Regions from separate parts of the Homo sapiens genome. Here region 1 is linked to region 2. The links are chromatin contacts, found by Hi-C or POLR2A ChIA-PET in ENCODE. All regions are on one chromosome and are shown on one strand. Each heading gives the region's core, a stretch centred on a gene start or an enhancer-like site at or near the end of the contact. The rest is flanking DNA. Distances are from core to core; before and after follow the strand shown. Region 1 holds the start of PTPN1 (protein tyrosine phosphatase non-receptor type 1). Region 2 overlaps PREX1 (phosphatidylinositol-3,4,5-trisphosphate dependent Rac exchange factor 1).

Region 1 (4,508 bases), core at 1,522-4,021, 1.7 Mb after region 2:
TAGAGACAGGCTTTCACCATGTTGGCCAGGCTGGTCTTGAACTCCTGACCTTAGGTGATCCACCTGCCTCAGCCTCCCAAAGTGCTAGGATTACAGGTGTGAGCCACCAGGCCTGGCCTATTTTTATTTATTTATTTTTTTTGAGACAGTGTCTCACTCTATCGTCCAGGCTGGAGTGCAGTGACATGATCATGGCTCACTGCAGCCTCAATCTCCCAGGCTCAAGTGATTCTCCCATCTCAGCCTCCTGAGTACCTGGGACTACAGGTGCACGCCACCACAGCCGGCTAATTTTTTTTTTTTTTTTTGAGACAGGATCTTGCTCTGTTGCCCAGGCTGGAGTGCAGTGGTGCAATCTCAGCTCACTGCAGCCTCTGCCTCCCAGGTTGAAGTGATTCTTGTGCCTCAGCCTGCCGAGTAGCTGGGATTACAGGCATGCACCACCACACCCTGCTAATTTTTGTATTTTTAGTAGAGTTGAGGTTTCACCATGCTTGTCAGGCTGGTCTCGAATTCCTGACCTCAAGTGATGCACCCACCACGGCCTCCCAAAGTGGTGGGATTACAGGCGTGAGCCACCACAGCCAGTCAGTTTTCTCGTTTATAAAATGGGAATAATAGCACCTGTATTGAAGGGTTGTTGTGGAGATTGAATGGGAATGTGTACTTAGAATTCCAGGCATAGTGCCTGCCACAAGCACTCAAGGAATGAGCTGGAGTTCAGCTGATAATACCAGGCAGTGTCTCTGGGCAACACGGAATGAAGACAATTCTCTCTTCCAGGTTTTCAAACCTCCTGGAATTCACAACGTCCACATGACATGCCAGGCCCAGAGGGGGATGGTTTAAACTGGAGCCTGCAGGAAGGCAACCTGACCAACCTGCTCATGGGTGCTTTAAGGATCATAGGTACGAGAATCAGCTGGAGTTGTTGGTGAAAATGCAGATTCCGGGTCTCATCCCTAGACCAAAGATATCTGAATCATTTGGCGATGGGTCCAGGAACCTGCATTATTCAACACACTTCCCAGGTGACCGTAAATGTCAAAAGACAAAATTACAACAAACTTAAACATCTTAATTGGCTTCATTCATGATTCTAGAATCGGGCAAGACTTCATTCCTCAAAATAGCACAAGTGTCCCAATGAGCTGAGCAGAGGAGGTTGGTTTTATAGACAGAAAAGGGCTGAAAAAAGCAGAAACAAAGAACAAAAAGCAGATTGGTCATTTCAAAGTTACTTTCCTTGTAAGGCAGGAACAGGGAAACAGAACAAGAGAGAAATAACTGATTGGTCGCATCGGGTTACTTCAGGTTACTTTTTGTTGTAAGGATTAAAGCAAAGGGAACTTCATTATGTTGATTAAAACGGTCTGCTTGGGAAATCAGGGTGTGTATCTCTCTTCTGATTTTGTGAAAGGTTATCAGTCTGATGATGTAGAACTTTAGCATGAGTGACTCCATTTTGATTTTTAGTCTAGTCTGTTGAGACCCTAATGCCAGAACTTTTTTTGTTTGTTTGTTTCGCTCTTGTTGCCCAGGCTGGAGTGCAGTGGAGCTATCTTGGCTCACTGCAACCTCTGCCTCCAGGGTTCAAGCGATTCTCCTGCCTCAGCCTCCCAAGTAGCTGGGATTACAGGCATGCGCCACCACGCCCGGCTAATTTTTTTTTTTTTTTTTTTTTTTAGCAGAAACCGAGTTTCACCATGTTGGTCAGGCTGGTCTCGGACTCTTGACCTCAGGTGATCCACCTGCGTCGGTCTCCCAAAGTGCTGGGATTACAGGTGTGAGCCACCACACCCAGCCCTTTTTTTTCAAGACAGGGTCTCTCTCTGCCACCCAAGGTGGAGTGCAGTGGCGCCAAAACAGCTCACTGCAGCTTCCACCTCCTGGGCTCAGGTGATCTTCCTGCCTCAGCCTCCCCAGCAGCTGGGCCCCACCACACCGGCTAATTTTTTAACTTTTAGTAGTGACGAGGTCTGATTCTGTTACCCAGGCTGGTCTGGAACTCCTGGCCTCAAGACATCCGCCTGCCTCTGCCTCCCAAAGTGCTGGGATTACAGATGTAAGCCACCGCGCCTGGGCTCCTATGATTTTTATTTAACATAATGCACCATGGAATTTGTGCTCTGCTTAGTTCAGTCTGAGCAGGAGTTCCTTGATACTTCGGGAAACACTGAAAATCATTCCATCCCCATCCATTCATTCCTGCAGCACCCAAGTGGAAATTCTGCGTTTCAGACAGGGACACTACCCTTAGAGAGCAGTGGGCTTCCCCAGCAGCGTAGTGAAACATGATACTCCTGAGTTTCATGAAAAAAGGGCAGACATCTGGCCAGAGCTGGGAGGCAGGAAATAGAGCACGGTGCCCTCCTCCCATACTCCAGCTTGGATTACTGAGGCTGGGGCCCAGGCCCTGCAGGAAAGGAGGTGCATGACTACTTTAAGGCCACTCACTCTGTGACTCAACGGGCCGGGTCGGGGCTGGAACTCAATGCCCTCCCGGGCCTGGAGAGCCCACGCGCCGTGGGCGGGGCTCCCGGGGTCGCCTAGGCAACAGGCGCGCGCCGCGCCCGAGCCCAGAGCCCCAAAGCGGAGGAGGGAACGCGCGCTATTAGATATCTCGCGGTGCTGGGGCCACTTCCCCTAGCACCGCCCCCGGCTCCTCCCCGCGGAAGTGCTTGTCGAAATTCTCGATCGCTGATTGGTCCTTCTGCTTCAGGGGCGGAGCCCCTGGCAGGCGTGATGCGTAGTTCCGGCTGCCGGTTGACATGAAGAAGCAGCAGCGGCTAGGGCGGCGGTAGCTGCAGGGGTCGGGGATTGCAGCGGGCCTCGGGGCTAAGAGCGCGACGCGGCCTAGAGCGGCAGACGGCGCAGTGGGCCGAGAAGGAGGCGCAGCAGCCGCCCTGGCCCGTCATGGAGATGGAAAAGGAGTTCGAGCAGATCGACAAGTCCGGGAGCTGGGCGGCCATTTACCAGGTGCGGGAGCGCCCCGGAGCGTGGCGGGCCCTTCGCTTAGGCCGCTTGAACATCCCCTCAGACCTCCAGGCCCCAGACTCCCTCTGGGTCTTGCCCTCTGCCTCGCTCCTACTGCTTGAGGATTCGATGGGACAGCGACGCACTGCGTCCCCCCACCCTTTGTCCCCGGGGCGGGCGTGTTTCTCGCCGCAGCGTCGGAGCCCCCTTCGATCCCCCACCTCCCTTCTGTTCTCCAGCTCGGGTGATCTCTCAAGCCGGGGGACCGCCGGTCTGTGCTCTCAACGCGAATCCCTCGCACCCCGACCCCGCCCCCTGCCTGTCCACTCTTTGTCCCCTGGGGTGATTTAGCACCCCCACTATTTCCTTTTCTGGAGTGGACCACCTCAGACTCTCTTCCTTTGTCTCCCTGGGGGAAAAGGTTACTCCCCCCGTCCCTCCTTCACATTTCCTTTCCCCTAGTCTCAGTGTGCGTCGAGTCCCAGAGATGACAGTCCCCTTTCCCCTTTCTGTTCATTCATTTATTGGATAGGAGTTGGCAAGCTTATTCTGTGCTAGGCACCGCTTAGGCATTGGAGGTGGTGTTTGCTAATCAGGACAGGCAAGATCCTAGCCTTAGTGGGGCCTAGAGTCGAATAGGGCAATCAAACACAAAAGCAAATAATTTCAGATAGTGACAGGTGCTGTGAAGAGAACGACTTCCTAACGGGGTACAGGGTGACTGCATAGAAGGCCGGCTGTCTTAGAGAAGGGGATCAGGGAAGGCCTGTCAAAGGAGGAGACATTTGCTTTGTGAGCTGAACCAAGAGGAGCAGAAAGCCGTGAGAATATGGGGCTAAAGAACCTTCTAGCCAGGAGGCCTGCGGTACCCACTCCATTGGGGCCATGATATTATTCTTTCAGGCAGGGACTCAGGAAGGTTAACGTTTTAACCCTCTCTAAAATAGCATCTTTCCTCAATGAGCAGCTTAGTCTTTGGTCGTGGCAGAGATGACCTTGTCTTAGGAGTCATCTCCTTGTGTGTTAAAAAGTTAGGAAAGGAGGGTTTCTCATATATCTATAAAACAAGTAGTTAAAAACACAAAGAGCTCTTCCTTTCACAAGCAGCTGAATAAGATACATACTCCCAATTAAATGTCATTGCGGGGGTTGTTAAGATTAACTAAAACCACACTTGCACAGTATCTTAAATAAGCGATATACAGAATAGAGAGATTTTGTTACTTGTGTAAAGGGAGACAGCAGATGATTCTGTTTTCAGCTTATAGGCTCAAAAGGCAAATTGTGAGATCCATCAGCTGTAGTATTAAAATCTATTTTGAGCTCCGCTTAGAAAGGAAAAAAGGTTTAAGCAGTTCTTTGGTATGCTTGACTAACAAAAGCCTTTTTTTTTGGCAGCCTTGATTTTCATGTGGATTTACATCAAGCTTATTTGACAGGATTCTTTTTATTTGGACTGTAGTGTGTATATTAGTTTCTGCTAGACTAATATTTCTAACCACTGTAATCTATATACTAATAAGTATGATTGA
Region 2 (5,016 bases), core at 2,379-4,878:
CACAATCAAGGCAGAAGGCAAATGAGAAGTAAAGTTATGTCTTACATGGCGGCAGGCAAGAGAGCTTGTGTAGGGGAACTCCCCTTTATAAAACCATCAGATCTCGTGAGACTTACTCACTATCACGAGAACGGCATGGGAAAGACCCGCCCCCATGATTCAATTACCTCCCACCAGGTCCCTCCCATGACACATGGGAATTATGGGAGCTACAATTCAAGGTGAGATTTGGGTGGGGACACAGCCAAACCATATCAATTCCCCTCTAGAATCAAATGCCAGTTCTTCTGAGGCCTTCCCCGACTGCTCCATTTGAAACAGACACCCATTCCCCTGCACACTGTATCTCATCCTCCTCCATCCCCCACAGCACTGCCCTCCACCTGCACTGAGCTGTTTCTTCACTTACAGTTCCTGTGTCCCCTACAAAGTCAGTCCCAGGAGGGTGGCAGCTTGTTTGGGCAGTGTCCACCCACTGGACCTAGAACCGTGCTGGACTGGACACAGAGCAGATGCCCAGTAACAAGGGGTTCAGCAGGTGACTGATGGTCAGCATGTTCGTCCTGCATAACAATCCCACAAGGTGGGCTACTGCATCCCCTTTTTAGGAAAGAGGAAAACAGGGCATGAATCACACATTAGGCTCTGGAGTCGGCCAAGCCTCGCACCTCAGTTGCCTCATCTATAAAATCTGTGTAATGGAGCCTCACCTTGCAAGTCGCTGACATGAGGATTAAATCTGACACTGCTTGTAAATAACTTGTTGCCTCTGCCCACGGTGGGAGCCCCCGGCCCCCAGGATCCAGCCAGGATCACAGGAGGTGCCCAATAAGTCCTCAGTAAATGTCCAGTGAAGGGGTGGGCACTTTCAATTCCGTGTAGCCCCTGGACCAGCTCAGACCAGGCCCCTTCCCTGGGCACATTTCCTTGGCACCATTCCTTGGACCTATAGAAATGTTGGAGGCCTTTAAAAATACGTGCATTGGCTCCAAATACAAAAGGAAAACTGCATTGTCAAAAAGAATAAATCTTGATTTAAATGTCTACAAAATTACCAATCAACTCTGCCTGTGGCTATGTGCACAGAGAATGCAGGGAGTGTGTGCTGTGGGTGCATCTTAGCGGGTGTACCATGACAGGACCCTTGGGGTGGTTCCCCAGATGCAGCAGACCCTGAGGCAAGAAGTGGAGTACAAGTAGTTTCTTTGGGAGGTGGGAGGTGGGAGATGGTCCCTGGAAACACCAACAGGGAGGTGGAACCAAGAAGGGAAGGCAGCCCACGAAGGGTATGAGACCAAGCAAGTTACCACCATGAGGCCCCAGACAGACCGTGTGGAACGCACACCTCACAGCCACCCTCAGGGAGTGAGGAGGCCAGGGAGTCTGTACATCAGCCCTGTCTGTCACTAGTTTAAGGGCAGTGGGGGTGATCCTGGCACTCCCCATCTTCCCTGAAAGTGACAGAGCAGCTCAGAGCAGACAAAGCCATCAGGCAGAGGAGCGCAGGTGCTGGCAGTGGAGCGTCCCTCTGGTGTGCCCTGGAGTGGTTGAGGTGTCGCAATGCAGCCTCAAAAAGAAAGAGGGTGTAGGGCCCCCCCGAGCTTGGGGGGGTGAAAGACAGGGCTTTGCAGCACCGCAGCCACACAGGCCAGGCACTTCAGCAGATGTTCTCCTAATACACACCAGGACGGCCTCGCTGCCTGTTAAAACACCAAAATACTTCTGAGCTGATGGGGAAAATCTCTACATGTGCAGGGCTGAAGGTCAGAGGAGGTGGCTGCGGAACCACAGGCAGTCCCCGGTCAGACGTGGAGGCAGGTTTCACGTGGAGCAGACACAGGGAGCAAACAGCATTGCGTGTATCTGAGGATACAGCATCACGGGCAGGGTCAACAGCTGGGGCAAAGGCCCCAAGGCACATTCAGTCTTTCCAAGACAATCCTATCGAAAACGCCTATCCCTGCTCTGTTTTCCTCACAGCACCTGTCACCATGGACATTATGTGTGTTCATTATCAGTCTATTATCCATCTAGCCCACCTGAATCCAGGCTGCATCTGCGGGGAACCCATACACATTCCCCTGCGGAGGCCAAAGATATGGCCAGCATTCCACCTCCTCCTCCCATGCCCCAACTCTCAGAAGCCCTCCCTACCCTTAGAAACTCTCTCTACTCCTTGCTAGAAGGGCACTGTATCTCCTAAGCAAGCAGTATGTAAGAGTGGATGAGGCTCAAAGGCTAGAACTAGCCACCTGGTTCAAATCCTGCCCCTGCCACCTACTGCTCTGTGACCTAGGCAACTGACTCCATCTCTCTGGGCCTCATCTATAACATGGATGGGGACCATAAAACTACTGACTTCATGGGCTATTGTGAGGCTGATATGAAATACTGCAGGCAGGCCAGGCGCGGTAGCTCACGCCTATAATACCAGCACTTTGGGAGGCTGAGATGGGTGGATCACCTGAGGTCAGGAGTTCGCGACCAGCCTGACCAACATAGTGAAACCCTGTCTCTACAAAAAATACAAAAATTAGCCAGCCATGGTGGCTCACATCTGTAATCCCAGCTACTTGCGAGGCTAAGACAGGAGAATCATTTGAACCTGGGAAGCAGAGGTTACAATGAACTGAAATCGCACCACTGCACTCCAGCCTGGGTAACAGAGCAAGATTCCATCTCAAAAAAAAAAAAAAAAAAAGAAAAGAAAGAAAAAAAGAAATACTACAGGCAAAGCATTTAAATGGGCTCAAATCCCAGCTCTGCTGCTTACAAGCTCTAAGACCTGAAGTAAATTATTTATTCTCTCTGCCTCCATTTCCTCCTCTATAACGGGGGATAAAATGAGTACACAGGATTACAATGAGAATTACAGAAGCTAACACACATAACAAGCACTTGAATGGTCCCTGGTGCATAGCAGGTGCTCAAAAAACATTAGCTATTATTGGCCAGGCTCACACCTGTGAGCTCACACCTGTAATCCTAACACTGTGGGAGGCCGAGGCAGGCTGATTGCTTGAACCCAGGAGTTCGAGCAATCAATCAATACGGCAAAACCTCATCTCTACCAAAAATACAAACAAACAAACAAAATAGCCAGGTGTGGTGGCGCACACCTGTAGTCCCAGCTACTCGAGAGGCTGAGGTGAGAGCATCACTTCAGCCTAGGAGGCAGAGGTTGCAGTGAGCCAAGATCGCACCACTGCACTTCAGCCTGGATGACAAAGCAAGACCCTGCCTCAAAAAAAAAAAAGCATTGGCTATTATGATCTCCCCATCTTGAGTTTCTAGAGTGTCTGCAGGGAGTCCAAGCCCTGGTGCAGGTAGACAGAACCCACTGTGCTTCCTAAGGAAACCTGGATTTGGATCAACCACATCTGTAGGGCTTCTACATGCACCAAGCACACTCACATTTATCCCACACTATTTTTACTTATTTTTATTAGTTTTTTCCATCCTGCAAATAGCTCTATTATTATAGACTGCCTGCTTCCGAGTCTCCTGAGGTGAGATGAGAAGGGGAAGGCTTTATAAACTGCAGAGCCCCCCACATCCTCATCACCACCAGCGCACCCCTCTGCCCTGCCCCATCCTCCTTGCTGACTGCCAACCACGTGACTTCAGCAAGTCACCACACTTCTGAGTCAATTTCCTGGACCAAACAAAAAGGGGGGGAGGAGTAGTTGTTGAGGTTTAAGTGAAATGATGCAGGTGAACACTTTGTAACTACAAACACTTCCTGGAAAAAGTGGCAGAAAGGCTGAGCCAGGAGAGGGAGGCTGGACTAGGAAAGGGGCAGGAAGTTGCTTGTGATGATATTCTAGGGGGACAAGTCCTCTCCGAGTACCAACCATCCCAGCAAGTGTTAACCAGGGCCTGCCGTGCACCAGGCACCGAGCTGGGTGCTGGAGACACAGATATAAGCCATGACCCTGCCACGGAAGGACTTATGCATTCTTACATTCGCCTGTGTAGTCAGCAAATACTTACTGCACACCTATTATGTGCCAGGCACTGCGCTAAGAGCCAATGACACATCAGTGAATGAACAAATCAGACTAACTCCCCACCTTCACAAAGTAGTGGCAGAGACAGACTATACACTGATTTTAAAATAAAATGGCAGGTAGGAATGATTGCTACAAAGAAAACTAAAGCAGGGTAAGAAAACAGAGAAGGATAAGGTGGGAATGCCATTTCAAGGAGCTGTTCAGAGAAAGCCGTTCTGAGAAGATGGCATTTGAGCAGACACAGGGAGCAAACAGCATTGCGTGTATCGGAGGACACAGCATCATGGGCAGGGTCAACAGCCGGGGCAAAGGCCCCGAGGCACATTCAGTCTTTCCAGGACAATCCTATCGAAAACGTCTATCCCTGCTCTGTTTTCCTCACAGCACCTGTCACCATGGACATTATGTGTGTTTATATCAGTCTATTATCCATCTAGCCCACTTGAGTCTCACCTCCAGGAAGGCAAGGATGTTTGTCTGTCTAGGTCACTGTGGTGTCCCAGAGCCTAGGATTGGACCCAGCACACAGCAGACCCTCGAAAAGGATGTGTTTAATTAATTAGTCAATCAATCATCTAGAGTAGACTACTCCCACCCCCACCCAGATTCTAGGCCCTGGTAAAAGGTGCCCAGTTCTCACCCCACCCCGCCCCGTTCCCCACCACATCGGGAGAGGAAGTTGATGCAAAAAACAAGTTGCAACAACCTGTCATGAAGAGGTCTGATGCAACAGTGGGGGAAGGCAGTGGGGGACACTGAGAGGAACCCAATGCTTTTCTTCACGCAGCCCCCATCAAGGGGCTGGGGCCTGGCCTACAAACTTTCCTGAGTTCACCAACAACCCATCCTTCCTTCAACAGATATTTATGCAGAGCCTCCTCTACATGATGGGGCTACCTTATGGGTCTCAAACTGGTAACTCAGAGGCATCATTCCTTTGGCCTGCAGAGGGGTTTGAGAAACTTGGGCCTAAGTTTGAATATCAGGTTTCCCATTAAAATCC

What was found. Hi-C counts contacts between places; a loop is a spot of excess contacts on that map. ChIA-PET counts read pairs that join two places held with the same protein, here RNA polymerase II (POLR2A). Pooled maps may share reads with other maps.
Region 1: a map of CD4-positive, alpha-beta T cell shows a loop between it and region 2 (12-fold over the local background). The contact joins the promoter of PTPN1 here to the enhancer-like site in region 2. A Hi-C loop is called at or near these places in 1 of 168 maps with a recorded cell type or tissue (CD4-positive, alpha-beta T cell) and 2 of 50 pooled maps. POLR2A ChIA-PET finds 5 or more read pairs at or near these places in 1 of 52 experiments (T-cell).

The regions. Positions count from the first base shown.
Region 1 is chr20:50,507,612-50,512,119 of GRCh38, forward strand. It overlaps PTPN1 (protein tyrosine phosphatase non-receptor type 1), which reads left to right and starts at 2,772. Exons shown (of 10, transcript NM_002827.4): 1 at 2,772-2,979. The coding sequence starts at 2,917. RefSeq lists enhancers at 1,946-2,533, 2,746-2,845 and a silencer at 2,406-2,635.
Region 2 is chr20:48,756,868-48,761,883 of GRCh38, forward strand. All of the region lies in intron 1 of PREX1 (phosphatidylinositol-3,4,5-trisphosphate dependent Rac exchange factor 1), which reads right to left. Among named protein-coding and RNA genes, the nearest start is that of PREX1, 69 kb to the right of the region's middle. RefSeq lists enhancers at 1,159-2,153, 1,667-1,746, 4,534-4,583 and a silencer at 3,954-4,003. Within about 2 kb of position 3,629, at least 16 of the 41 ENCODE cell types and tissues checked have a DNase peak (open chromatin) inside an H3K27ac peak, as active enhancers do; they include CD4-positive, alpha-beta T cell, where a contact is called at or near this core.